Regions from separate parts of the Homo sapiens genome. Here region 2 is linked to region 1. A link is a loop called in an ENCODE intact Hi-C map of the cell type or tissue named here. Cell type or tissue: heart left ventricle. All regions are shown on one strand.

Region 1 (2,500 bases):
TCCTTCCAGTTGCTGTTTCAAACTTTATCCCAAGAACTGAGGTACCATTCAGTAAAAGGCAACTCAACAATAAGGCTAAGTACTTGTTTTATGTTTTCTCGTGATGAATTTATTTCTTGTCTTTGAGTTTACAATGACAGCTATAAAAGTGATTGTCAATAATATTAGTATAATTTAATTTCTAATAGAATGAGTTTTCTATGTATGTGTTAGAGCTACGATATTCTTTTTTTTTTTTTTTTTTTGGAGATGGAGTCTCACCCTGTCACCTCGGCTCAATGCAACCTCCACCTCCTGGGCTCAAATGGTTCCCCTTGCTCAGCCTCCCAAGTAGCTGGGATTACAGGCGCCCGCCACCACACCCATTTAATTTGTGTATTTTTAGTAGAGACAGAGTTTCACCATGTTGGCCAGGCTGGTCTCGAACTCCTGACCTCGTGATTTGCCTGCCTCAGCCTCCCAAAGTGTTGTGATTACAGGTGTGAGCCACCATGCCTGGCTGTAATCCTCTTGCCTCAGCCTCCCGAGTAGCTGGAATTACAGGTGTGTGCCACCACACCCAGCTAATTTTTGTATTTTTAGTGGAGACGGGGTTTCACCATGTTGGCCAGGATGGTCTCTCTCTCAACATGGTGATCTGCTTGCCTCAGCCTCCCAAAGTACTGGGATTACAGGCGTGAGCCACTGCACCTGGCTGATATTCTTAATAATATCAGAATTTGTTTTGTGCTCTATGATGATGATACTAGTGAACTGTATTCTCAGCAATATTTTGCAATGCCTCACACTATTAATACACTTATTTGTGTTTTTGGCTGGGTGCGGTGGCTCACATCTGTAATCTCAGCACTTTTGGAGTCTGAGACAGGTGGATCACTCAAGCTCAGGAGTTCGAGACCAGCCTGAGCAACATGGCGAAAGCCCATCTCTACTAAAAATACAAAAATTAGCCAAGTGCGGTGGTGCATGCCTCTAGTCCCAGCTACTTGGGAGGCTGAGGTGGGAGGATCACTTGAGCCTAGAGGTGAAGGCTGCAGTGAACCGAGATTGCGCCACTGCACTCCAGCCTGGGCGACAGAGCTGGACCCTGTCTCAGGAAAAAAAAAAACAAAAAATCAACTATGTGCCATGCACTGGGAAGACAAAAAGATAAAATCACTCCTGCATTTAAGAGGCTCACCTCTCTCAGAGGGAAAAAATAGAAACAATGAGAGGTAATGACTATGTACAATGGGAGTGAGACAGCAATCTCCAACCGGCCTGTGCACCGGGGTGGACCCTCGGCAAGTTCACGCCCTTCGCACTGGGGAGGAGCCCGGCCCCACCTCTTTCTGGGTGGAATCTAGGATTCAAATTGGCAGACAGGAAGGGCACCAGCAGGGACTCTGGCTTCGCAGAGGGTCCCTTTTCCTCCCTTTTTTCCTTTTCACCCAATAAAACCCTGCTTTACTCACCCTTCAAACCGTCTGCAAGCCTACATTTTCGTGGCCGTGGGACGGACAAGGACCCCGTGGTTGGCTGAACTAAGGGAAAGTCCTGTAACAGGAACAGGGAAGGAGGTCTGCTGAGGGTCCGGAGATCTTGCAGCTGAACTAAGGGAAAGTCCTGCAACAGGAGCATGGAGGGAGGTCTCTGCTGAGGGTCCGGAGATCTTGCACAAGAGGCAGGGCTTCAGGTCAGACTTGCAGGATGAGTAGGTGATGGGCAGGGGCGTGGGAGTGGGGAGGGGAGGAAGTGGAAACAGCCCGGATCCAGGAAAGAGGCAGAAGGCAAATGCCAGGAAAACGCACATCATTCCCTGGAGCTGGAGGGAGAAGACCAGCACACAAGAGCCGGAGAGTACAAATAGGAGACGAAACGTGTGCTGGATCCTGGTCACAAAGGAGCTGCTGTTCCCTTCGAAGGAGGGGACACTACCTTGAAAAGCTACAGAGGGATTTCAAGCAGAGAAGAGCTGCAACCTGATGTGTCAATCTGAAGAGCACTCTTTGTCATTTATGAGTAAGGAAACGTTGGAACTTTAAGAGACACAGAGCGACGTCTGCATACTTCCTTTTGTATGGCAACTTCCTGTATTAAGGGTGAGAAACCCTTAATACAGATTCTCATGATTATGTGTATTGTGAGGTGGTATTGGGGTTCTCAAAGGAGAGGGTTATTCCTGGTTGTTAGTTGTTTTTTAAATTTTTGTTTCTTTTAAAATTATTTGTTTTGGGGCCGGGCGCGGTGGCTCACGCCTGTAATCCCAGCACTTTGGGAGGCCGAGGCGGGCGGATCATGAGGTCAGGAGATCGAGACCATCCTGGCTAACACGGTGAAACCCCGTCTCTACTAAAAATACAAAAAATTAGCCGGGCGTGGTGGCGGGCGCCTGTAGTCCCAGCTACTCGGGAGGCTGAGGCAGGAGAATGGCGTGAACCCGGGAGGCGGAGCTTGCAGTGAGCCGAGATGGCGCCACTGCACTCCAGCCTGGGAGACAGAGCCAGACTCCGTCTCAAAA
Region 2 (2,500 bases), 180 kb before region 1:
TTCCCCCCTTGTTATTCACAGCAATAGAGTAAATAAATCCCTTTGCCTCGTGGAGGGCAATACAAAGTATACTACTAACTTAAAAATTGTGCAGTTGATATGTTCATTATTTAAGCAGCTGTTTAGTTGAAAAAATGTTGAAGTTTGCACTGTCATGCTAAACTTTGAGCATGAAGAAATGGTTGCTTGGCTCTTACCAGGCCCCCTTACAGCAGTTCAGCTCTGTCACCACTGGCCACCTCTTCTTCTCCAAGCTCTCTACCCCTGCGTTAAGTCCTGGGTCTCTCCTGTTACTCCTCTTTCCTGAGCACCCGCTAGGAGCATCTTTCTCCTCTTAGCATCTCCTTTCTGTGCCTTTCCACCAAGTTCATTTGCTCTCCTTCTCTTTTATCTTCTTCCTCATTCAAGGTATCTTTTTATGTTATCTAAAGGCTCTGGCATCCCAGAGTAAAGCAGAGAGGAAGTAAGGGAGGCCTGGAATCTCCCCAAAGGGCTTTTCATTCAAAAATACTGAGGGCCCACTATATGCAGGGTACTTTGTGAGGTGACCTCTCTAGGCCTGTTGAGTTTATAGTTTAATGCAGTGGTCTCTCATGCAGAGTGTATGACGCCTGACAGGGATGAGGAAAGAAAATGTTGGACTTCCGATTTATATTTTTATTTCATTAAAATTTCCCCAACCTGGGCAACATAGTGAGACCCTGTCTCTACAGATAATTAAAAAATTAGCTGGGCATGGTGGCATGTGCCTGTAGTCCCAGCTATTTGGGAGGCTGAGGCAGGAAGATCGCTTGAGCCCAGGTGCTTCAGGCTGCAGTGAGCTGAGATCGCACTACTGCACTCCAGGCTGGGCGGCAGAGTGAGGCCCTGTTTCAGAAACCAAAAATAATTCCATGTAAGTGCAGTAATAAAGGTTTATTATTCATAAATATTCATGTATTTATTGGTGATAGGGTTTACAATTTTTATTGTTGAGGTGTGAGATCAAAAACATTTGGGAAGTGGCCTGTGTAATTGATTTTGATTTTGTTAGTTGAACAAAGATTGTTTTGTACTCCATTGTAAGGGAATAAACTACAGTACTGCCCAAATAGCCAGACTTTTAAAGTTGTGCTTCTTTTTTGTCTTTTGAAAGATCCTCCTTTACATAGCACAGCTATATATGCTGATGAAGAAGAATTCTCCAAACATTGTGGACTGTCTCTCTCTTCAACTCCTCCAGGAAAAGAAGCAAAAAGAAGGTACTGGTGTATTTCAAGCAATTGTTTATTCATGGTTAATGGGATTTCTGAGAAACTCTTTAAGATAGAAGCTAATAAAACAAAAGCATTTCAAGATCCTTTGAGCCAACTTGTTATGCTTTTTCTCAAGAGAACTGAGGCATAAAAACTTTATTAATAATTGACACGATAATTATAATAGCTGTGATAACTGACAGAATTCACACCTGATTATCCTAGAAATCATGCCTGGGAAGATAGTTTAGCTTTGAGTCAAATAAGAAAGGAGGGAAAGATTTTACAAGCATAGAATGTTAGGTGATTTTTGGGAGGTCTCTTTCATTTACAAATTCTCTATAATTATCACAAATGAGATGTTTCCTTGTATATGGTAGGTGATAATTACAAAGCAATAAAAAGGCTGTTTCAGATGCACTGTCCCTGAAGTGCATTGGTTTGAGTCTTTGAGATTTATGTGAAGCTATAGGTCCAGAAAATCTCTATAAAAATGATTTCATAGAGAAAACTTGGGAGCAAGTTATATAATGCAGAACTCTTCGATAACTGTAGTACTCATTTAAAATTATCTAGAGCAGCTCTTTGACTTAGGGACCTCTGTTGGGTAACAGGTCAGTTCTAGTTACTAAATGTATTTAGCAAGTATCAAAAGTGCAGTGTATTTTTGTTTGGTTGTTTGTTTGTTTGTTTTTTTGAGATGGAGTCTTGCTCTGTTGCCCACGCTGGAGTGCAGTGGCTCAATCTGGGCTCACTGCAAGCTCCACCTCCCGGGTTCACGCCATTCTCCTGCCTCAGCCTCCCGAGTGGCTGGGACTACAGGCGCCCGCCACCATGCCCAGCTGATTTTTTTTGTATTTTTAGTAGAGACGGGGTTTCACCATGTTACCCAGGCTGGTCTCGATCTCCTGATCTCGTGATCTGCCCACCTCGGCCTCCCAAAGTGCTGGGATTACAGGCGTCAGCCACTGCACCCGGCCAAAACTGCAGTTTTAAAACAAATATCCCAGCTGGGCAGAAATCTGAGAAGTCATTTTGAGATTGTCTACACTAGGGAAGTTTTATAGTACTTGGTTATTTTGGAGACTCCAGCTTATTTTTTTTTTTTTTTTTTTTTTTTTGAGATGGAGTCTCGCTCTGTCACCAGGCTGGAGTGCAGTGGCGCAATCTTGGCTCACTGTAACCTCCGCCTCCCAGGTTCAAGCAATTCTCCTGCCTCACCCTCCCGAGTAGCTTGGACTACAGGCACGTGCCACCATGTCCAG

Evidence for each region. Hi-C counts contacts between places; a loop is a spot of excess contacts. Peaks named below come from ENCODE experiments on the same cell type or tissue, not always from the same donor. Only the 100,000 strongest peaks of a DNase experiment are listed, where the experiment ranks them.
Region 2: it touches region 1 in a loop (2.5-fold over the local background); 17 of 110 quality-filtered maps call a loop at or near these places.

What each region holds. Positions count from the first base shown.
Region 1 is chr4:184,548,039-184,550,538 of GRCh38, reverse strand. No RefSeq gene overlaps it. Among named protein-coding and RNA genes, the nearest start is that of LINC02427, 12 kb to the right of the region's middle. In heart left ventricle, no CTCF peak of the experiment used is centred here; a DNase peak (open chromatin) is centred at 1,288; H3K4me3 peaks cover 709 bases.
Region 2 is chr4:184,723,698-184,726,197 of GRCh38, reverse strand. CENPU (centromere protein U) reads left to right here. Exons shown (of 13, transcript NM_024629.4): 4 at 1,136-1,241. Among named protein-coding and RNA genes, the nearest start is that of CENPU, 9.1 kb to the left of the region's middle. In heart left ventricle, no CTCF peak of the experiment used is centred here; no DNase peak of the experiment used is centred here.